Linked DNA regions of Homo sapiens: all the other regions are linked to region 3. Evidence: chromatin loops called from intact Hi-C (ENCODE). Cell type or tissue: dorsolateral prefrontal cortex. All regions are shown on one strand.

Evidence for each region. Peaks named below come from ENCODE experiments on the same cell type or tissue, not always from the same donor. Only the 100,000 strongest peaks of a DNase experiment are listed, where the experiment ranks them.
Region 1: a loop joins it to region 3, with 5 times the contacts of the local background. A loop is called at or near these places in 58 of 110 quality-filtered maps.
Region 2: a loop joins it to region 3, with 5 times the contacts of the local background. A loop is called at or near these places in 7 of 110 quality-filtered maps.

Annotation. Positions count from the first base shown.
Region 1 is chr20:49,504,202-49,512,201 of GRCh38, reverse strand. It overlaps PTGIS (prostaglandin I2 synthase), which reads left to right. Exons shown (of 10, transcript NM_000961.4): 9 at 1,023-1,174; 10 at 4,138-8,000. The coding sequence ends at 4,282. Among named protein-coding and RNA genes, the nearest start is that of KCNB1, 26 kb to the right of the region's middle. RefSeq lists an enhancer at 6,519-7,020. In dorsolateral prefrontal cortex, CTCF peaks have their summits at 3,249, 3,449 (motif pointing right) and 6,473; DNase peaks (open chromatin) are centred at 3,684 and 6,501; H3K4me3 peaks cover 874 bases; H3K27ac peaks cover 2,206 bases.
Region 2 is chr20:49,884,055-49,892,054 of GRCh38, reverse strand. It overlaps SLC9A8 (solute carrier family 9 member A8), which reads right to left. Exons shown (of 16, transcript NM_015266.3): 14 at 7,989-8,000; 15 at 5,157-5,303; 16 at 1-4,226. The coding sequence ends at 4,119. Among named protein-coding and RNA genes, the nearest start is that of MIR12122, 24 kb to the right of the region's middle. RefSeq lists enhancers at 1,120-1,289, 2,364-3,175, 3,176-3,987 and a silencer at 3,368-3,487. In dorsolateral prefrontal cortex, CTCF peaks have their summits at 3,170 and 3,371 (motif pointing right); a DNase peak (open chromatin) is centred at 3,364; H3K27ac peaks cover 6,324 bases.
Region 3 is chr20:49,329,959-49,337,958 of GRCh38, reverse strand. It overlaps LOC105372649 (a long non-coding RNA gene), which reads right to left and starts at 7,625. Exons shown (of 4, transcript XR_001754659.2): 1 at 6,504-7,625; 2 at 5,935-6,013. RefSeq lists an enhancer at 3,722-3,781. In dorsolateral prefrontal cortex, CTCF peaks have their summits at 3,637 and 3,842 (motif pointing left); DNase peaks (open chromatin) are centred at 3,327 and 3,858.

The DNA.
Region 1 (8,000 bases), 170 kb before region 3:
CCCATCCATTAATCTATCCATCCACCCATCCATCCATCCATCCACCCATGAAGCTACTCTTTCATCCACCCACCTACCCATGAATCCATCCATCTATCCATCCGTCTGTCCATTCAATCATCTACTCATTTATCCATCCATCCACCCACTCATTTATCTACCCACTCACTCATATGTCCATCCACCCATTCTTCTACTTATCCACCCATCCATCCATCTATCCACCCATCTACTCATCCATCCATCCATTTGTCCATTCATCCATTTATTCATCCATCCACCCATCAATCTACCCATTCATTCACCCATCTACCCATCCATCCATCCACCCCATCTACCCATCCATCCATCTATCCATCCCTCCATTCATCCATCTTTCCATCCACATTTCCATCTCTTAGTCTATCCACTGGTTCATTCACCTATCCTTCCACCCATCTTTCAGTCGGCAGCTACTCCATGCCAAGCTCTGTGCTCAGCTACAACCCTTGCCTTACCACTGTGCAGTGTAACCAAAGGAAATTGGCATTTTCTTTTTAAAAAATATTTTAATTTCTTTTATTTTACATTACAAAAGTAATATATATCATAGAATATAAAGAAATACAGAGAAATATATACTTAAATGTAAAAAATATGTATTTCCCTTCTTCTCCAGTTCTACAGAGTTCTCTGACCAAGGTTTGGAGTGTGCCTTGCGAATTGTTTTCATGGCTTTACAGGCATACACACAACACATTCACATGCCATGAAAAGATTGGTGTGTGTATAGGATCATGCAATATATACTATTCTGAAACTTGCTTTTTTCACTCAACAACCAATTGTAGAAATTCTTTCCATGTCAGTACACACAAACCTTTTGCCATAATTTTTTAACCAATCCCCTATCAATTGACCTGTATATGGTTTCCAGTTTTTCCCTCTTATAAACATGACTGTCATGAACATCCTCATACATTTTTCTTGGTGTGAGCTTGTTCTGGGAATGGGGTCAGAAAAGGACCTTCTTCCTATTTCAGGTATTTAAATACAACCGATTCCTGAACCCTGACGGATCAGAGAAGAAAGACTTTTACAAGGATGGGAAACGGCTGAAGAATTACAACATGCCCTGGGGGGCGGGGCACAATCACTGCCTGGGGAGGAGTTATGCGGTCAACAGCATCAAACAGTGAGTGGGGGGCCAGGGCAGGGCCAGGGTGGCTCCTGATCCCCTGGTTGGCAGGCGCCCTTCTCTCCTGGGACTGAGGGCTCAGCCAGGAGAATGGTTTGGCAGAGGCTTCACATGGACAGCCCGTGAGCCATCTCTTATTTGTGGTTTTACAACTGTGTGCTTTTATAAATCAGAAGAGCTCGTGTAAAAAAGCCAGATTTCGGATTTCTTTTGAAATAATCAGATCTGGCAGCAGGTTCTTCCCTCCAAGACTGGTGTCCAGATTCCAAATACTGGACATTCCTTTCAGCTGACCGTAGCTACCCGTCTGCAGCTGCTGCCGCATGTTCAGAACTTCATGTTAGGAACTGGCCGAACTTCACTGTTCCCACTTGGTTATTTTAATACCTGTGGGGCCGAGAGCCTCATAAATTATCTCCCTTGAACCCCAGGAGCTTTGGCCACCAGGATCACAAACAGATTGGACCAGGGGTTATGACATCTGCCCTGTCCTCCTGTCCAGCCCCTGTGCAATCATAAGCTGGGTTACCTTCTGAGCCTGTTTCCTCAACTGTAAAATGAGGGTTCTGATTATAACTATACCCCAGGAGTGTCAGGATAAATGAATTGGATCTTTCTAAGTTCTTAACCCACTGTCTGGCTCATTGTAGGCATTTGAAAAATGTTAATTATTACCATAATTGTTAATATCATTATTGTGCATGCATTGTGCTAAGTGAGTGGGCACGTTACATAAACCTTTAGCCTCAGTTTCCTCAAGAAAATGGAGTCAATTATGAACATAATACAGCTCATATGCATTCCTTAAAATCACCTTGCTGTGTGAAATCATGCAACAAAAACTGCAGGGATTCACGCCTGTAATCCCAGCACTTTGGGAGGCCGAGGTGGGCAGATCATTTGAGGCCAGGAGTTGGAGACCAGCCTAGCCAACATGGTGAAACCCCGTCTCTACTAAAAATACAAAAATTGGCCGGGTGTGGTGGAGCGTGCCTGTAATCCCAACTACTCAGGAGGCTGAGGCAGGAGAATCTCTTGAACCCAGGAGGTGGAGATTGCAGTGAGCCAAGATTGCGCCGTTGCACTCCAGCCTGGGCGACAGAGTGAGACTCTGTCTCCAGAAAAAAAAAAAAAAAAAAAAAAGAAAGAAAGAAAGAAAAAACTGCAGGGATTGAGGGAAAAGGGGGACTGGGGCCAACACTCAAAAACCTCATCAGTGACATAATAAAAAAAAAAGAGAGAGAGAGAAGAACCCAGTAAAAAAAATGGTAGTAAAGTTTTATACATGTTACCTGGCTAAGAACTATGTAAGTGCTGTAATAACTGTGGCTGTAGATCGATGCTTAGTTGTGTGCATGTGTATATTTTATGGATTTCTGCACACCCAGGTTCAGCTGGGTGCAGTCTTTCGTCTTCACCTCATGTTTCTCACAAGTGAAATTGCACGTGAGCAAATGTGAAACTTGCATTATATTCAAATGGTGCCCTAATATATCAATCCTATTGGAACAAATTCACCTGTTCAAAACAAGTGTTAGAGCAGAACCGACTGGCATTCCTACCTCATCAAGTTTTTGGACAGATAAAAAGAGATAGCGGGTACTAAATGCTTAGATGGTGCCTAGCGCACAGTGTTCCAATAAATTAGCTAATTTGTTGTTATTTTTATCTCACTGAATTGTCATGACAACCCTGCTGGTCCATCTAAAACCGAGTCTAGGCAGGTCAGATCATTTGCCGTGTTCCCAGGAAGTGGAGGTGCAGGAGTTCAAATCCAGGGGTGGGCACAAAACCGCCATCCCTTAGAAACTCACCCTCTAGTTTCCTACAGCCTCAGAGCTGGAAGAGACTCAACATGCCTTTCCCCTCTTTGACCAGATGGGAGAACTGAGACCCAGAGTGGGTAAGAACTTGGCGAGGGCCACATTCCCATAAGCGGCACAGCCCAGATCTGTCCAGAGTGTTAACTCCCCTCTCTCCTCATCTGCCCTCTTCTTCACTCCTTCAGTGAGACAAAAGAATCCCCACCATGTGCTCAGTGCTGCATCGGGCGCCTGGGTTGGGGTAGGGAATAGTGGTGGGAAAAGAGTCATAAGATATTCTCCTGACCCTTACGAACATGGGCATTGGTAAGATGAGGCAGGGAGGCAGCAACCGTTGACATCCCCCGTAGGGCTGCCTCCACATTTATGGGGGCACTGATTACATCATAGGCATGGCAGCTGCGAATAGTTATTATGACAGTTTTCCCAGAAGATGGCAGTAGAGAGTGCTTGTTCTTGCAAAGTTGGTCTATTTAGGACAATTTTCTCAGAGATGGCAGTAAAATGTCTTGAGAGCGATGCCTGTTTCTAATCTCACAAAGACACCTAAGGGTTAGCAGCAGTCCTGGCCAAGATAGACAGTGAGGGTTCCAGGAGTGTGGGGAAAGGCGGCAAAGTGTGTGGGCTGGAGGATCCAGAGGAGTCGCCGTATTAATCAGCACAGGCTCAGCTCTGCACCTGCCGAGTCTCAGTGGCTTTTACCAACAGAGGTGTAGTTCCACTCACACGGTATCAGCTGTGGGATTGGAGGGCTTCCCCACTCTGTGCACAGACTCGGGCCAGGCTCTTTCCCTCTTTCGGCTCCACCGTCTCAATGTGAAGCCTGCATGGCTGCCAGGCAGGAGGGACAGCTGGAGAGCCACACACTGGCTCGCGAATGCTTTGACACAGGAGTGACACAGGCCACTTCTGCACACAGCCCATTCACCAGAACTCATCCACGGGCCTGCCTAACCTTACAGGGGGCTGGCAAATGTGGTGAGCAGCAAATGCGTTTCTTCTACTTCCTCACTCCTCTCCTCACTTTACTCAAAGTTGGAGTCAGACTTAGGAGGCAGCCATGGCTCCCCTGCCTTGTTCCCGATAACCCCCTGCCCTACTCCTCTCCTTCACACCTTCCATGCCATCTCTCTGCAGATTTGTGTTCCTTGTGCTGGTGCACTTGGACTTGGAGCTGATCAACGCAGATGTGGAGATCCCTGAGTTTGACCTCAGCAGGTACGGCTTCGGTCTGATGCAGCCGGAACACGACGTGCCCGTCCGCTACCGCATCCGCCCATGACACAGGGAGCAGATGGATCCACGTGCTCGCCTCTGCCCAGCCTGCCCCAGCCTGCCCCAGCCTCCCAGCTTTCTGTGTGCACAGTTGGCCCGGGTGCAGGTGCTAGCATTACCACTTCCCTGCTTTTCTCCCAGAAGGCTGGGTCCAGGGGAGGGAAAAGCTAAGAGGGTGAACAAAGAAAAGACATTGAAAGCTCTATGGATTATCCACTGCAAAGTTTTCTTTCCAAAATCAGGCTTTGTCTGCTCCCAATTCACCTCGTTACTCTCACCTCGTGATATCCACAAATGCTATTCAGATAAGGCAGAACTAGGAGTCTTCACTGCTCTGCCCCCAACTCCCGGAGGTGTCACCTTCCTAGTTCTTATGAGCTAGCATGGCCCGGGCCTTATCCAGTCAAAGCGGATGCTGGCCACAGAAAGGCCACTCAGGATGTCCTTTGTGTCCATTGATGTCATTCAGCAGTCAGTCCCCCAATAATCCTTAAACTAGCTAAAACCAAAGGAGTCCCTTAGAAGATCTGCTTCCCTGGGGCCCCATTTGCCAGATTGCCCCATTGCTCACACTACTTGAGAAAATGCAGGAGAGCTTCCCCCAAGGCTGATGCATTCCCGGTGCAGAACAGGGGCACCCTCCAAACACTGGGCTCTGAGGAGTGGAGTTCTCTGTTCTAGAGTGACAGGCACCAGATGGGATGGGCTTTCTCAGTGTCAGCACTCAGGTAGGGAGCTAAGGAAGACACAGCCCAGACAAGATGGCTGGAAGGAGCCAGCCAGGACTCCTTAGACTGATCAAGCCAAAAAAGAAGGTGCCGATTTCATGCATTCTAGTGCAGAAGCCCCAACTGTGATCACGATCCAGTCTGCAGACGTGTTTTGTTTGGACTTCACTTAAAAAAATGCCTTAGTTGTTATCATCTTTGGGAGAGTTCATTCAAAATGTCCAGCTTCTCTTGAAAACTTGGTATATCTGGCCACACTGGGCTCACATTCCCAAGGGTAACTCTTGGCCAGAGCTGAGTGGCAGCCGCCTCCCTTATGCAGGACATGTGCTCTCGGCTTCACCAGGGTTCTGACCGGGTCTGCTTCTGCATTCACAGCGCCTCCTGGACCTGAAGGCATCTGAGTGTGAGACCCTGTTCTAACTCTTAGAAGTGACATTGTAAGAGGTGGTGGGGACCAGCTAATTGGTCCAACCCAGCCTGAGTGCACCACCCTTTGAACAAATGTATCAGTGATGAAAATTTGCCTTTGCCCCGGCTTGCCTGTAATCCCAGCACTTTGGGAGGCCGAGGTGGGCGGATCACTTGAGGTCGGGAGTTCAAGACCAGCCTGGCCAACATGGCGAAACCCCGTCTCTACTAAACATAAAAAAATTAGTCAGGTGTGGCGGTGCGTGCCTGTAATCCCAGCTATTCAGGAGGCTGAGGCACCAGAATTGCTTGAACCCAGGAGGTGGAGGTTGCAGTGAACTGAGACTGCGCCACGGCACTCCAGCCTGGGCGACAGAGCAAGACTCTGTCTCAATAAATAAATAATTAATTAAAATAAAAAACAGCTTAAAGAGAAAAATGGCCTGCAAACCTTTTTTATGATGCTATTTTTATTAATATAAAGTCCTGTTTATTGAGACCCTTTAAATGCCTGCGAGAGACCCTACAGACAGTATGTCTACTCCTCACAGCATCTCTATGAAGAGAAGGAGGGTTGTGCCCACTTCATAGATGAGAAAACTGAGAGGTGAGGTGACTTGCCTGGGGCCACATAGCTCATAAGCTGTAGAACTCTGCAGGCAGATTTACTGTCCCAGGAGCAAATGCTGGATGAGCAACTCCTGTTCTTTGGGCTCAAGGGGACTGGTGATGGGACAATTCTTCTCGACTTCAGGAGCTGACAGAGCCAGAGGCACCTAAACTTGGGTACATCTTGTAAGACACATAATGAGGTCCCTCTAGCTTTAGCTGGAGGGAGATAAAAGAACCCCAGACCTCTGAATGTCCCAGAGGCTAGTCTCTTCTCAGAGCAGCACTGGGGTTTGGGGGCTTCCCTGGGCCTCAGCCTCCAGGCACCCCCAGGATTCCCAGAGAGACGCTGTGATTGGCAGGAGGCAGGATATCCCCAGGGAAACCCATCTTCACGCCTGGGTGACCCCCACTGCCGCCTCCTTCTTAACTCTGCAGGAAATCAGAGCTGGCAGCCTCCAGTGGGAGGACAGAGCCGGTTTCCGTGGCAACCCTCAGCTGCCTCATCGTGGCTGGGAAGGGAAGGAAGCAAGCCGGCAGAAATAGCTATGGAAGGTCTTGCGCAGGCTGCAACCCTGGTGTGCTGGGCGAAAACCCTTATGACTCCCCCCTTCCAAATCAGGCTGGGTTGTCACTGAGACTAGATTCTCACCTGCCTTCAAAGAAGGGCCAATTCCCTTTAAAGGTCGCACCTCCTTGGAACCACAGTCATTAGTGAATTACACTCAAGGAAAAGATGTGCTCCCACCAGGCAGCTCCAGCTGTTACCTGAGATACTGAAGTGCAGCTCAGGAGACGATTATTTAAACCTGCCCTTGTTTTAATCGTTATTTTTCTCTTTAAAAAAAATAGAAGCTATAAAGAAAAGAGGGAGAGATGAGTGGGTTAGCTACCTGCTATGCGCTAGTTAGGAAGTTACCTGGATGCCATTGTATTTCTTCATCCCTTGCTTAAGAATCAAAATTACTGGACATATGTTAGGAATACTCTTTCTTTCTTTCTTTCTTTTTAAGCTCAGTGGCAAGAATGAAATACTCTTTTTTTTTTTTTTTTTTTGAGATGGAGTCTCGCTCTGCTGCCCAGGCTAGAGTGCAGTGGCGTGATCTCGGCTCACTGCAAGCTCTGCCTCCCGTGTTCACACCATTCTCCTGCCTCAGCCTCCTGAGTAGCTGGGACTACAGGCACCCGCCACCACACCCGGCTAATTTTTGGATTTTTAGTAGAGATGGGATTTCACCGTATTAGCCAGGATGGTCTTGATCTCCTGAGCTCGTGATCTGCCCGCCTCGGCCTCCCAAAGTGCTGGGATTACAGGTGTGAGCCACCGCGCCCAGCCAAGAATAAAATACTCTTAAGTTGATCTAATGAAGTGTTTCCTTACCATTGTGATTATTGTTACTATTATTTGCTATATTTTAATATTGTTGTTTACCAAATATTCTCCTTTAAACAGACTCGCTTTTTAAACTTTTTTTTTTTTTTTTGAGACGGAGTTTCACGCTTATTGCCCAGGCTGGAGTGCAATGGCACGATCTCAGCTCACCACAACCTCCACCTCCTGGGTTTAAGCAATGCTTCTGCCTCAGCTTCCCAAGTAGCTGAGATTACAGGCGCACACCACCACGCCCAACTGATTTTTGTATTTTTAGTAGAGACGGGGTTTCCCCATGTTGGTCAGGCTGGTCTCGAACTCCTGACCTCGTGATTTGCCTGCCTGGGCCTCCCAAAGTGCTAGGATTACAGGCATGAGCCACCATGCCCGGCCTAAACTTTGTTTTTAAAATGAACTTTTTTTCCCCCCAATTGCTGCCAATAGTGGATAACATGTATCACTCACTGCCAAAAATAGAAAGTGACCATGAAAAATAAATTCGCTGGGGAAGGGGGCTCCATGCTGGTGTGGCCAAGGCTGAGAGCTCTCTCTTCTCTGTTACAAAACGAGATAAGCAAGTGTTAGAATTGCCTTAAGGCCACACT
Region 2 (8,000 bases), 550 kb before region 3:
ATCACTGCTCAGGAAACAGGGGCCTAACAGGGGCCTCTTGCAGCTCACTTGGGGGAGAAAAATGAGTAAGTCTGGCCTTCATAATGCTTCTTAAAACAAAAACCCAGCACTCGTCATTTTTACAAAGGAAATGATGAAAAGGAATGTAAGATTCACATCCATCTTGAGGACAATTCAAGCTTCGTCATTTTGAGGACGATTCAAGATTTGCAGATCCTTACTTGGAGAAACCGTCAAAGCCTTTGGTGTAAGCCAGGCCATGCCCACCATGCAGGTGGAAGCAGGGAGGCCTCCCCATCCCAGCCTGAGGCTCTGGTTCCGCAGGGCTGGCAGCTGACTTTTGACCACGGATGCACATCTTCCCATCCAATCACAGGCCCACTGCTCACCAGCACTTCGCGCTCACTCCGAAGCCAGTGAAGCCCCCGCAGAGCAGCCGGGGAGACCAACTCAAGGGCACCAGAGGCCACAGCAAGAAAATAGCTCGGGAGAGGGGGATGGGATGGGGCAGGGGGTGTGTGTTAGTCTTCCTCCTTCTGTTACATGCCTGGTAACAGTGAAGCCCCTCAATGTCTAACTGTTGGACAACTGTTTGGGAAACGGCAGGAGACTAAATGGAAGGGGGCTGGCTCTTTATTCTCGAGGCCTTTATCTTGACTGTGAGATGGAGGGCGTGAAATGGAGGGCGTTAGACAGAGGACCCGGGGCTGTGGAGATGCCTTCCCGAGGACTCTGCTTCATGACTCCGCATCAGGAAGCTCAGGGTTTCCTACCCGCCCCCAGCAAGGGCAGCAAACACTGGCTCTCACTCGGCAGGGAATGCGGGGGGTGGAGGGGGGCCTTTTCTCTTCTGCATGTGAAATCCTTGTCAGTGGCAGCAAACGGCCACTGAGCTTCTCCCCACACAGGAATCAGGCAGCAGTTCCAGCCCTGAGCCACCCCAGGCCACACCCACACCCCAGCCTGCCCCATCCTCAGCAGAAGTGGCCTGGCCTCGGCTACCCTGCTGAGGACTCTCCAAGCATGTGCGCCCTGCGGGAACACGGACCTGAGACTTCATGAGGCCAAGCCCTGCCGATGGCACCTTTGCCAAAGGTTTTAAGAAGGGTCCCCAGTCACCCATCTTTCAGCATTCCATGGCACACAAAGGAATCCTGTGGGCTAACCTGGGCGACTCTGGCGCTCAGGCCTACCCCTTGGCCTCATGCCAGCCAGCCCAGCCCAGCTCACCCACTGTGAAGAGGGGTGGCTGGCTTAGGGTAGGGGCCGAGAGGGCTTCAGTTCTGCCTCTGGACAGTGTGTCTGACCTCCAGATGATGGAACTGAGCCACCCTTAGCCTGGCCCTGGCCCATCCCCCTGCACACTTATCTCGGGGACCTAGAAGCCAGCCCTTTTCCCTGCGAGACCCCACACAAGCCACGGGGTGGTTGTTCCGAGGGGTCATAACAACTACAGGCTGCAGAAAGCATGGGATTCATTCCAAGAACTCGTTCCACACAGCAGTGCCTGTGGTGGAGGGGCTGCTGGCTAAAGGGCTGGTTTCCTCCAGCGCTCCCTGGCTCCAGCCTTCACTCATCCTGAAGTATTCCTCCTACACGCCACAGTTCTCCTGTACCATGGCCTAGACCCAGAAGAAAATAAATACACACGCAGGAAGATATAGTTAAGCTGCGTATTTTTATATCTTCTATGCATTCACTGCCCCAAATAGAATTATTGGGTGTGCTAAAGGTAGACAGCAGCAATTTGTTATTCTCAGGCAAAAAAAACTGACCCAGAAAAACAGACTTCTATGGCCTTTTGTTACCAAGGTGAGCCAAGATTGCCAAGGAACACGGGGTGCCCTCATCTCTTGGGGGCACTCTCCCAGGCTGCTGACCTCACCTGGCCGACAGGGGGCAGAAGAGGCTCAGAGGAGATCGAGGCAGGTGCTGGTACCTCCTGGGAACGGTCCCGCCACCCCCTTTGCCCCCAACAAATCCTGGGGCCCCTCCACCAAGCCCCACATGCTCTTCCGCCACAGCATCGTTTTCAAGTCTCAGCTCAAAGTGTGAGGCCAGGTGTGACCTGGCTGGGGCTATCACACCTGGTGACGAGGGGGCAGACGGAAATGGGATCTGACTCTTTTCATTGCTTTATCTGTGAATTTAAGATTAGGAAAGAAAGAAATCCTGGCAAACTGAGTTTGCAAAACAACTTACATCTGGGAGATGGGACCCTAAACTTCAGGGGAGAGTGAGTTCTGGCAGGGGTGCGAGAACAATCTGGTCTCAGATCCCTGCCCGCACTCGCCCAGGGGCAGGCAAAGGTCCCTACCCTCTGACTTCCTCTCTTCTCCACTAAAAGGAAATGGTGGAAACCAAAATTAAGCAAGGCAATGGCTCAAATTATGGGGTTGAGAAATTAAAAAAGATCATATTTTAGCTCTATCAAGTACACATTTACTTTTCATGCAAAAAGTAAACAGTGTGCTTCCTGCTTGGCTGGCCTGCTCTGACTTCAGGGTCAAGGCGAGGTGGTAGGATCGGGCCTGGCCTCTCATTCCTGGCACAGAGGAACCTGGAAGGTCCTGAGGTCAGTCCCTCCTGACATCTGGAGCCACACTGCCTGAGGTGGAAGAGATGGAGATGTGCTTGCTCTAGCCCAGGGTCCATGCTGGCCCATGTGGGCCCACTGTGTCCCCAGAGAAGCAGGAATGCACATGATCAGCCCAGGGTCCATGCTGGCCCATGCAGGCCACTGTGTCCCTTGAGAAGCAGGAATGCTTCTTAATGATGAATTAAACCACCCCAGGGTGCCAGGTTCCAAGGCTCCCTGGGACCCAGAACCACATACGGAAGTTGGCAATGGCTCTTTGATGAGCTGAGCAGTTTGAGGCTCGTCAAAGGGGAGATGAGGAGAGGATGGGAGTCATTCCATCTGGACATGACTGGCAGCTCCTCACCCTGAGATGGCTGAGGGGGCCAGGCCCCTGGGACAGGGCTGGGGTGTGTGTGCGTGGAGCGTGTGCTCCAGGATGCTGGGGCCCCAGGTCAGAGTAGAGGAGGGAGCACTGGGTGCTGCTGCTCTGGCCCCTGCCCCAGTGCTTTGGGGACCCTAGCATGGGTGACGAATGGGATCCAACGTGGTAGGGAACTGGGAGAGGGGAAAGAGGATGGAACCCTGACTAGCAGCGAAGATGGCAGCAGTGAGCAGACACTGCAGGGCCTCAGCACAGTGGCCTCCGATTAGACAAAAGAACAACTGAGTACGGGAATGGTGGGGAGGGAGATCAGATGGCAGGAGGCGACTAGAGGCTCTCAGCACTTTGCTGTAAAATGCAAATCAAGACAGCAGTTGTGGGCCGGCAGAAACCCTGTGCCTCTAGCTTTTCCCTCTAGAGGGCGCTCTGACCCCGCAAGATAAAAGCCTAGAGTTGCAGCTTGCAGGGGGCTCTAAAGAAGATACCAGAAGGTACCAGTGTAAACATTCAGAACATGCCCAGAGAAGGGCAGCAGCCGTCTGCTACCCAGGGAGATAGACTGCGAAGTGCCAATCAGGTAAAGGACAAAAGGTCACTCCGTTTCTCTCTGAGGGAGCACAGGAAGTATCACAAAAGGCAGCGGGAGGTTTTCAGGATTTCTGGGCCCTGCCACTTAGGTCAGAATTGTGGCTGCAGAGGCATCTTGATGACTCAAAGGCAGGTGGCTGACCCCTGGCTCTGCCAGTCCGGCGGGGGCAGCATGAAGGCAGTGGCTGGGGAATGGCACAACTGTAGATGGTGCTCCTCTAGGCAGGGGGCCGCAGGGGTCCTCCGGGTGGGGGGGTAGGCGCCCTAGCTTCACAGATGACTGGCACCTGGCCCCATGCTCCCTCCCCTCTGTGGGCTGAGGAGCCACACTGAGCGGAGGCTGGCTCAGGGAGGAGTCGGGAGATGACAGTTTCCCAAGAAGTCGCCTGGCTCCAGAGGCCTGTCAGGTTCTGGACTAAGGCGACTCTGCAGCCAGTACCTCGCCCCGCCCTCTTATGTCTTGAAGGGGCTGCTGGATGCACGCATCTCTGCGAGGCCCCTGCTGAGTGTCTGTGCGCAGCAAACGCCCATCCTGGGCCTGCCTGCCTGAAGCCTTGGCACCTGGCGTCAGAGCAGCTCCTGCTCGTCGTCCTCGGAGCCGGAGGGGCCCTGGCGTACCTCCTCGTACCACTTGTTGGTGAGAGTTTTCATCTGGATGCGCCCGTGGTGCAGGTCCTGGGTCGAGAGACACAACCAAGCCGTCAGGGCGTCAGGGGCAGGGCCATGGAAGGGAGGGGATGCTACTGGGTGTTTTGTGTGGGGTGTCTAGGGAGGAGGTGGGAGGCAGGGTGATGGCCACAGGCAACTTCAGTTTCAGTTGAACAAACTGAGCTGGGATTGTTCTTTGTGGGGGTGGAGGTCACGGGAGGTGTCATTCAGAAAGGAGGAGGGAGCATGGCTTGAGGCTGAACATGTGGTCTCTGGAGTCAGACACAGTTAGCTCTGCTCCCAGTTATGCCCATATTGGCTGTGACCTTGCGGGGTTACTGCACCCCCTTAGGCCTCCATCTCCTCAGCTGTCAGGGACACAGCTGCATCCACTGCACAGGATGCTGGAGAAGGAAGCGGTCGTGGTCACAGTCACTGGAGCTGCCTGGCTCCTGGAAGAGCGCACACACCGGCAGCTCTCAGGCCTGCCGGAGAGTGGAAAATGGGCCTGCTCGGAAACAAAGCGGGCAGCAGCAGGAAGAGCCCCACCCCTACCCAAGGCCTCCAACTAAAGAGAGGCCAGCAGTGCCCCGAGGGACAGAACCAGAGCCCTGAGCTGGGGGCAGACTTGGGCCACAGCTTGAGGCCCTGGTATGTCTGAAATTCCTCAGCTCCGATTCAGTAGCTGATCAATACCCCGAGTCTATCATCCAGGAAAACCAAACTGTGTTAACAAATCTATTATTAACCTCGCACTAAATGTGGCAGCGAAGGAAAAACAGCAGATGCCGAGTTCCACAAGCACGTCCAGCCTCCAGATCGGGAGGCGGCGGCCTGGCGGGCCCACGTGAGCTTTCCTGCCTCCCCACTCTTCCTCCACCCCACCCTGGGCCACCGCAGGTCCTGAAGGAGGCAGGCAAGGGACCCCCAGAAAGTGTGGCCTGGCCGGTATCCCACCTCCTGCGTCAGCCTCCGAGTGAAGAAGGGGTTCAGGTACTTGGCGTCCAGCCACACGAAGCCCTTAAGGTCCTGCCGCCTGATGTAGTGGGCCTCGTACTCCTCCTCCGTGAGCTCCGACAGGTGCTCCGACTCCACAGTGTTGCCCTGAGCAGGGAGGAAAGGCGGCCCGACGGCCACCAGCTGGCACCATCGGGGGGCACCTCCTGGAAGCCCCCACACCACCCAGGCCGCCAGTGTCCCCAACCCTAACTCCACTTGACCATCAATGCAGGGTGACGGGCAGCAGACGGCCTCCTGGGAGCCTGCAGGGAGGCAGGAACGTCCATCAGGGCACAATGGATGCCCAGGACCCCACCTAGGACAGCTAAAACAGAAGGACTGGGCCAGGCTGGGGCTTGGTCTTTAAGCTTTTCAAGCTTTTGGGTGATTCTATCATGCAACCAGGACCAGAACTGCTGTTCTGGGCTTTTCATTAGCAGCAAATCGCACAGGGAGGCTTTTTGTCTCTTTGCCTGTGGCTCTATTAGCTAGGACTCCACCGTGGACAGGCTTTTGCCAATCAAGTCAAGAGAGGAGAGGGGAGAGGAACACATCCTGTAGGAATTGGGGAGGGACGAAGAAAAGGACCCCATGTGGAGGGGAGAGACGGAGGTAAAGAGGCGGGACTCGGGTCATAGGTAGGAGCAAAGCAGACAGGCTCTGAGTGCAGCGCCTGCTCTGCTGGAGGAGTCTCAGTGGGGCCACAGTGAAGTGTGCTCTGCAGCTTCACTGCAGGTGGTGGGGAGGGGGACGGGGCAGGTGCAGGGAGGGCAGAGGATGGCCGGGGAGGGGAGGGCATTTAGATGCTGTGAAGCAGTGGTTGTCAAACACTGGTCTGTATTAGAATCTACCTGGGGGGCCTGTGAAACCACAAAATACTGAGCCCACCGCAGCCACCTGCAGAGGTGCTAATTCAGTAGGTCTGAATGGGCTTGGGAATCTGCAGATCTAACAGGTTTCCAGTGATGCTGCTAGTCTGGGGAGCCCATTTTGAGGACTGCTGATCAGCGTGGTAGTAAAGAGGACAGGCTCGGGAGTCTGTGCCCACAGCTGTCTGATTCTCTTGGTGCCTCGGCATTCTCATCTGCAAAGTGGGTATAATGAAAGCGCCAGTTTCTGGCAGGCTATGGGGACAATCTGAGATCATCCAAGGAAAACGCAAGCACACTGACTGCCACAGAAAACATTCCAGAAACTCAGCGGTTCATCCTCAGAGGAGCTGTCCTGTTTCTGCTAGTGCTGTGCTTCGCCAAGCGTGTTCACAGGATCAGCTGCAGCAGCACCACCTGGCAACTTGTTAGAAACGCAAATTCTTAGCCTGGACCACATGGTGAGACCCCATCTCTACTAAAAATAAGAAAAAATTAACTGGGTGGGGTCACGCCTGTCTGGAGTCCCAACTACTCCAGAGGCTGAGGTGGGAGGATCGCTTGAGCCCAAGAGGTCTGGGCTGCAGTGGGCCACGATCACGCCACTGCACTTCAGCCTGTGCAATAGAGTGAGACCCTGTCTCAAAAATAAATAAGAAGAAACACAAATTCTTTCGGACCCCATACCATACCTATGAGATGCTGGTGTGAGACCCAGCAGCCTGTGTGTAGCAAGCCCCCCACCGATTCTGATACCCAGAAAGGCCTAAGCTAGAGCTTTTGTGAAAAACAAAAAAGTTGGTAGATAGGGGGTGGGGGCAAAGGGCCTCTTAGTGTGGTGGAAGTTCTGCAGAGCCAGGCCTCACAGCCATCTGGAAGTTTCCTCCCAGCAGCACTGCACTGGGTGAGGGGCCCAGCTGAGCATGGAGATTGGAGGCCATGGTCTTGCCAGCCCTGACTCCAGTGTTAGCCGTGGATGGCCACGTGAGGACTCCTGGGCCTCTGATGACTGATTAAAGTTACTGAGGCCTAGAATACGGGAACTAGAAAGAGATGCATGTCCAGAAATGCATGGTGATCAGCAGGGGATGCTCTGGGCTGGAGCCTACAGCAGCCTCTGCTTCGGTCAGAGGGCCTAGCTTTGCACAGGGGTCCTGAGGGTGAAGACAGGGCGGGAAGGCAGCCTGGTGGCAGGGGCGGTGGCTTGTAGGAAGAAGAGGTGGGCAGGCTGCAGAACCTCAGCTCTCCCTACAGCTGGGGCCTGGGTACCTCCAGCCCCACACCATGTCTGTCCTTGGGGGAGTACCCCTCTCACGGCCCTCACAGCCACCGCAAGACATCCTCCCCTCCTCAGGCCCCCAACAGGTGGTTTTTAGTAAAACCATACTGGGGAATGACAGGATTTTGAAACCCTCAAACCTGGGCCCTGACAGGTGTCTCAGCTGCTGGCAGGGCAGAGGCACTGCTGTGGTTGTGGCACAGGTCCAGACTCCTGTGGTGCCCCATGGAGCTTCAGAGAGGGAGCAGATGGGGTCGTCCACAGCCCCCATGGCTGCGGCAGGTCACAAGGCCACCAGACACCCCCACCCCAAGAGCCATGCTTCAGAACTCAAGTTCCGTCACCTCCTTCTCAGGGGGGATGACCGGGGGGTGTGTGTGTGTGTGTGTGTGTGTGTGTGTGTGTGTGTGTGTGTGTGTCGTGTGTGTGTGTGTCGTGTGTGTGTGTGTCGTGTGTGTGTGTGTGTCGTGTGTGTGTGTGTGTGTGTGTGTGTGTGTGTGTGTGTGTGTCGTGTGTGTGGAGGTGCTGGGCATCCTCAAAGCAAGAAAGCAAGGCTCATCTCCCCATTTCCTGACAGTGGGGACCACCAGCTGCGTAGCAGGCCAGCCCCCTGCCCCACCCCCACAGGCGCATGGTACTAACCATCTTCTCAGT
Region 3 (8,000 bases):
AGAAATTTGGGATTAATCAGAGTCTTAAGACTAGAAAGTGTTTCCAAAAATTGATGAATAAACTGAAGCTCTAAAAAGTGAGCGCCTATCCCAAAGAATGAAACTCTAACAGTGGAATCTCAGGTCTAGGACAAGTAAGCGGGAGGGAGGTTGGAAGGGAGGCTGGCAGGAAGGGCCACCCTATAGTGTGATAATATTGTTGGACGTGTATTTACTGGGAACCTACTATGTGCCAGGTTCATCACATCCATTACATCTCATTTTCACAAACTACGTCTTATTATATCTATTCTGCAGATTAGAGATAATGACAGCAGCCCCCACTAGTGGGTATCTACAAGGGGTCAGGTGCTGTGCAAAATTGTGGGTGCTCCCCACAATCGTACGTGGTGGTGACTGTCCGGGTCACGTGCAGGCCTTGCCCAGAGTCACATAGCCAATCAGGGCCAGAGGTGGAATCTGAACCCAGATCTGTGTAATCCAATGCCTCCTGCCTAAATGCGTTTCTCCCTAACACCCTAACTGGCCTTGGCATTCCCTGTTCTAAGTTTACAGTGATCAGGGCTGCTTAATTTTTAAAAGAAGGAAATTAACACCCTTGGAAATGGTAGAACTCCCTGTACAGACCCCAGAGAGAGCTCATATTCCAACAGTGTGATAATCCCTGCACCGGAAAAGCATGTTCAGTAAGAAACAGTCTAGACTAGAGTTTAGAGCTTGGCTTGGGGGTCTGAGCAGTTCAGGGTCAAATCTCATTTCTGCCATTTGCTAGGTATGTGACCTTGGGCACCTCTTTGTATCTCAGTCAACTCATCTGGAAAGCAGAGATCCTAAAAGTATCCATGTTAGATTCTTGCAATGTTTCATTGGCATACGGTGTGTTAGTGTGACTTCACCTCCTTCTACGCTCTCCCTCACTCACTCTGCTCCTGCCCAATGGCCTCTCTTGCTCCTCAGTGCAGCAGGCACGCTCTACCTCAGGGCCTTTGCACTCGCCGTCCCTCTGCCTGGAAAGCTATTCCTCCAGAGATCCACATGGCTCCTCCCTCATTTCCTTTGGGTGTCCGTCCAAATATCACCTCCTTTCTGTTACCCTCCTTGATCAGGCTTTTAAAAATAATGGCTGGGCACGGTGGCTCACACCCATAATCCCAGCACTTTGGGAGGCTGAGGCGGGCAGATCGCTTGAGCCAAGGTGTTCAAGACCAGCCTAGGTAACATGGTGAAACCCCGTCTCTACAAAAAATACAAAAGTTAGCCAAGCATGGTGGTGCATCCTGTAGTCCCAGCTACTCGGGAGGCTGAGGTGAGAGGATCACCTGAGCCCAGGAGGTTGAGGCTGCAGTGAGCTGGGATTACACCACTGCACTTCAGCCTGGGCAACAGGGCAAGACCCAGAAAAGAAAAAAAAAATTAACAACCCCCAGGACATCATCCTTACTCTGCTTTCTCTCCTAACATTCATCTCCCATCTGACAAATTATAGATTTATTTGCCCGATGTCTGCCTCCTCCCAGCATAAGGGAAGGGACCTTACTGTCTGCATAAGGGAAGGGACCTCAGCTGTTTTCTTCACTGCAGAATCCCTAGTGCCCAGAACAGTACCTAGCACATGCTCAACACTGAATGAATGAAGGAATATAAAGAGCTTGGAATAATCCTCAACTCATAGGAAGCGCTCAATCGATGTAAGCCAGTATTATAATTAGTATGTGTGAAGTGCTTTCCAAGATACCCTCACCCCACGGGAGGCAGTCTAGAGGGATAATGTAAGCCAAATCTGGGTCAAACCCTGCTGTGTGACCTTGACTAAGTCACACTGCCTCTCTGAGTTGGTTTGCCCATCTATAAAATGAGAGTAACCAAATCTGGCCTTTAAGGGACTCGTGAGGGTTCAATGACCATGCAAGCTCCCTTTTCTTGGATACTTTCTGGATGTCAGAAACTGTCCTAGGTCCTCACCTTGCACAATCTCACTTAGCCCTCACCCCTGACCGATGGGGAAGTCCTCTCATTATCTGTATCTTCAGATGAGGCACTTAGTGATCCGAGAGGTGATGAGATTTGCCCAAGTTTACACCACCGGAAGTGGCAGGAGTCCGGCTCCTAACTGGCTGGTCTCTTTGGACCCTGGGATTGGGACCCTGCTGGCCCCCGCCCTGGCCAGGGAGCAGCATCTCTCTCCCAGGGTGCTATCTCAGGCAGCAGAGATGCCCTGGGCTCTACAGCCACACCTGCCCATGCCCGAGTCCTGTCGCTCACCCTTTGGCCCCACCACCGTCCCCGTAGCAGCGCCGGCTCCTGGTGTCCTGGGCAGGCCATTCACTCCTCACACAGACCGTGTGGCCCTGACTCAGATACCTTGTCCACTGGGCATGGGGTGCCCTCGCCTGCCCGCAGCTCCCTGGAATGGACCCCAACTGGAACTGGACACAGTACCTGCAGCCACACAGGGAGATACCACCTCAAGTACCCATGAGCATTTATGAAGCACCTACTGTACATCCAGCCCTATCTTAGGCCCAGGTTGGTACAATTTCTCCCTGATACAGGAATCTTTTGTGCAACCCAATTGGCCTCAACAGGTTGCATACAACAAGATTCAACTTCTGCTTTTCAAGTTAACATTATTCAGGGTTTACCATGTACCAGGCAGACCCTATTCTAAGCACTTTATCCAAAAGACTGAGTGTTTTATTTCTCATCTGTTTTCCCCATTAGAAGGCTGGCTCCATAATGCCAGGAATGTTCATTTGTTTTGTTTACTGTTGGGTCCAACTCCTAGAATTATATCCAGCTCAGTTTTTAAAATGTTAAATAAGTCATTGGGGCCGATGGAATATGGAACCCCTGCAAGGTAGGTGTTTCCCCTAGTTTACAGATTAGGAAACGGAGGATCAGAGAGAAAACTCGCCCAAGGCCACATACCTAATAAGCAGTGGGATGTAAAATGGAACCATCTCTGCTGAAAATAAGCCTAAATAGATACTCTTAAGCTCTCCACTGTGTTTTTTCTTTTCTTTGTTTGTTTGTTTGTTTGTTTGAGACGGAGTTTTGCTGGTGTTGCCCGGGCTGGAGTGCAATGGCACAATCTCGGTTCACCGCAACAAACTCCACCTCCCTGACTCAAGTGATTCTCCTGCCTCAGCTTCCCGAGTAGCTGGATTTACAGGCATGTGCCACCACGCCTGGCTAATTTTGTATTTTTAGTAGAGACGGGGTTTCTCCATGTTAGTCAGGCTGGTCTTGAACTCCTGACCTCAGGTGATCCACCCACCTCAGCCTCCCAAAGTGCTGGAATTACAGGCGTGAGCCACCGCGCCCGGCACGTTCTTTCAAAAGATCCTATTTTATTAAAAAGATTTGCCACAAAAAAAAAAAAAAAGAAAGAAAGAAAAAGAAGAGAAAAGAAAAAGATTTGCCTCAAAAAAAAAGAGGGAAAAAAAAAAAAAAAAGGCCAGGCGCGGTGGCTCACTGCAGTGGCCAACTTGATGAAACCCTGTCTCTACTAAAAATACAAAAATTAGCCAGGCGTGGTGGCTCGCGCCTGTAGTCCCAGCTACTTGGTAGGCTGAGACAGGAGAACGGCTTGAACCCCGGAGGCAGAGGTTGCAGTGAGCTGAGATGGCGCCACTGCACTCCAGCCTGGTCAACAGAGTGAGACTCGGTCTCAAAAAACAGAAGAAAAAAAGATTTGCAATGAGAATTCTTTAAAAGGAAAGCCCCCCCATTCAAGGGTATCTGAAATAAGACCCAGAATTTGCCAAATTTTACTTCCACCCAACTTTTTCTACAAGGAGCAGTAAATAGCACCCCCTGCTGGAGGAGACGCGGCGTGTCAAGGACTCGTGAATGACTCTGTGTGAATCTGCTGCCCCCTGGTGGCCAGAGGAGCCCACGGTTTTCTTCCAGGTGCAGCCGAAAGCCCATCCCCAGTCCTTCCCTCTCTGATCTGCCCCCATATCCCCTCGGGAATCTGTCCCCTACCAGAAGTCTGTGATAACTAGAAATTGCGTCTTCCCCATACAATTTCTCTTCCCCTTTTGGCAGTTTGTTTGGAAACTTCTTGCCCTCGCCCTATGGTCTTGGAGGGGCCATCACTCAGCCGGCCTGGCCGTGGCTCCCACAGCTGCCACTAAGGCGGGTATGTGATTGGAGTTGACCGACCAGAGTTCCCCATCTTCCTGGCCACGACGACTGGTTCAGGGATGGGCCCAGGATCCAAGCAGACCCAATCGGGGTCTCCTCCAGATATGATCCGCTGAGACTTCCAAGAGGACACTTTTGGGGTTACTGATCTGGGAGGATGTGGGGCTGCTTATCCCCACAATCTCTGCAAGATGCCCATCTTGACCACCACAGGGAAAGAGCCTGCTTGAGAATAAAGTCAACCCATGGAGCGAGTGACAGAAAGAGAGGGGACGAGAGCCAGCCCTGACGGCCTTACACACACCGTTGGCGCCAGCCCTGCTTGAAGTAATGTTATTTCAGAACTTCCCTCCCGGTTATCTAAACCAATACTTCACCTTTTCACTTGACGCAGTCTGAGCTAAGTTTCTGTCACTTGCAATCAAAAGAATCCTAACCCTTTTAGTTCTCCTGTCCATCTCCATTGCCACTGACTTAGTTCAGACCTTATTCTTTCAACTGATATTTACTGAGTACCTATCATGAGCCAGGCACTGTCCTGGAAATTTGACCTCAGCTCCGCGATCCCACAACACGCTGATCTGTCGCCAGTCCCCACAATCCATCCTTCACAAGGTACGACGAAACCACCCTGGTCCAAACCACCTTCTTCCCTCGCCTGGACCACTGCAATTGCCTCCTCATTGGTCTCCCGAGTTACCCCCTTGCTTCTCCTCTATCCATTGTCCAAGTAGGATCCCAAGGAATCCTGTGAAGACTTAAGTCAGATCATGTCACTCCTCTGCTAAAAACCCTACCATGACTCCCACCTCATGAGAGAAAGTGCGCAACTCCTCAACACAGCCTACAGGCCCCACAGGATCTACCTCCTACCTTGTTATCTTTTCAACCTCATTTCCTACTCTCTCCCTGCACTCAAACTATACCCGCCTTCTTGCTGATCCTTGAACACACTAGGCATGCCCTGCCCCAGAACTTTTGCACTTGCTGTTTCCCTCTTCCAGGCACACTCTTCCCCCAGATCTCCTCCTCCAGATCTTAGTTCAAATGTCACCTTCTCAGGGCACCCCTACCCCCTTCCCTGCTTTATCTTCTCCATGGCACTTAGGCTCCAACATGTTATTTGTTTTTTGTCTCTCTCCTCCCACTAGACTGTCCACTCAATGAGGACCAAGTATTTCTGTCTTTTTTGTTCCTTGCCATAACCCAAGGACTAGCACAGTACCTGTCACATAGTAGGCACTCAATCAAAGTTGAATGAATGGGTGAATGAATGAAGTTGAATGGAGACCAATCATTGGGGACTTTAAAATCCATGTTAATGAGCTTGCAGGTGTAACAAGGTGACAAACGGGGAGATATGGATGTTGCCAAAGTAAGAGAAAGACGTGATAAATGAAATTTTGGGCCGGGCACGGTGGCTCACGCCTGTAATCCCAGCAATTTGGGAGGCTGAGGCAGGCAGATCACCTGAGGTCAGGAGTTCGAGATCAGTCTGGCCAACATGATGAAACCCCGTCTCTACTAAAAATACAAAAATTAGCCTGGCGTGGTGGTGTGTGCCTGTAATCCCAGCTACTCAGGAGGCTGAGGCACAAGAATGGCTTGAACCCGGGTGGCGGATGTTGCAGTGAGCTGAGATCACACCACTGAGCTCCAGCCTGGGCAACAGAGCAAGACTCCATCTCCAGAAAAAAAAAAAGAAAAAGAAAAAAAAGAAACTTAGTTCAAGGAAACATGTTCACAAATTTTAGTTTGACTTTAGGTTGATTGATTTTCACTTACCCTGCTGTTGCCTGTTTCTTGGGACTATCTCACTTTTCCCACTCTTTCCCGTAGCTGCCTGTGGTTATCAAAGCAGGGACTGTGGGTCAAGGAGAAAACAGAGTTAGGGCGGACCACATCCCAGGCTATGGCACCATAGGGACACCGAGCTTGGTACCTCTGGTATCCAAGTCACTTACAAGACAGCCCTAAAGAGACTGTAGGATCTTTGAACTGGGTAGATAATCCCTACCAGTGCCCTTTATAGTGCTGGAAGCAGGATCATAGTTATCTCTGAGACTTCAGGGCCTGGTGTGGTCTCAAAAATTCTTTTTGAATGAATGATTTGCTGAATGAATAAGTGAATGATTTTTTTAATAGAGTAGATAAAAGAGTTAGTCAGCCAGGAGCAATGTCTCATGCCTGTAATCCCACCATTTTGGGAGGCCGAGGGAGGAGGATTGCTAGAGCCCAAAAATTTGAGACCAGCCTAGGCAACATGGTGAAACCTCATCCTGCAAAAATTAGCCAGATGTGATGGCGTGCACCTGTAGTCTCAGCTACCTGGGAAGCTAAAAGGGGAGGATCACCTGAGCTCAGAAGATCAAGGCTGCAGGGAGCCATGATTGCATCACTGTCCTCCAGCCTTGGGCAATACAGCAAGACCTAGACTCAAAAAAACAAAACAAAAAAAAAACAGAAAAACAAACAAACAAAAAAAAAAAACAAAGAAAAAAGAGTCAATAACTATCAGCACCATAGGAAAGGCAAAAAATTAATTAAATAATTTTAAAAGAAGAAAATAAAATGTTTAAAGTCAATGACTAAATGAATAAATGGATAGATAGCTGAAATGATGGAAGAAAGGAAGAATGGATGTATAATAGGTAGATAAATGGGAAGATGAGAGGCTGGAAGAAAAGGAGAGACAGAGAGATGAGTAGAAAGATGGATGGGTGGAAGAGAGGATGAATGGAAAGGATGGATGGAGAGTTGACAAGTGGATGGATAGGTGAATGAATAAAAAATGGATGGGTAGATAGATGGATGGATAGCTGGATGGATGGATGGATGGATGGATGGATGGATGGATGGGAAGATAGAAGAATGGAAGAAGGTAGAATGGAAGAAGATAGAAGAATGCAGAGAGATGAGTGGAAATGGCTAGATGAACGAGTAGATGGATGGATGGATGGATGGATGGATGGATGGGAGAATAGATGAATGAGTGAATGTAACAATGGAAGGATGGAAGAAAGGAGGTATAGGGGGATGGATTGATAGAAAGACAAATGAATGAATAAAATTATTTTACTTGGCCAGCTTCCAAGTTTCTTCCTTTCTAGATCAAACAGAGGAGAACATAGAAGAGAATTGATAATCATTTCACAAGAGGTTCGTGATTCCTTAGGAATCCCTAACACACAGCCTCCCTTCCCTCTTCCAACAGCTGTAGTTGTACTTTTGGTGTCACCTAGAGCAGTAAGGAGAGCCCCAGCTAAGCCCAGGTTAGTCCCAACTCCCCTTGTTATAGCTGAGTGACCTTGATCAAGTTACTGCACCTGTCTGAGCCTCATTCTTCTTAACTGCAAAATGGGGATAATATCAGTATCTACATCCTGGTGTTATTGTCAGAATGTAATGTAACATTGGTCGAGGGTCTGGCACAAGGCAGGTACTCAGTGAGTGTTTCTTCCCTTTGTAATTTGCTTGACATTGTTAGCTACTGTGATGCAGCTGTTGCTCTCATGCTATGGTGAAGGGACAAGCCCTCAAATACAGAGGTGAGATGTTTTGAAAGAAGATTCAAGGGATCAGTCATAAAGATCAGAGCCTCATGGCTGTAACGGTGAGCAAAGAAAATAATTCAGCTGCTGTTTATTGAGCACTTATGTAGTAGGTGCTCATCATATATCACCTTACTACATTCTGACAGCACTTGGGGAGGCCGAGGCAGGTGGACCACCTGAGGTCAGGAGCTCGGGATCAGCCTGGCCAACATGGTGAAACCTCGTCTCAACAAAAAATACAAAAAATTAGCCAGGCATGGTGGCGGGTGCCTGTAATCCCAGCTACTCGGGAGGCTG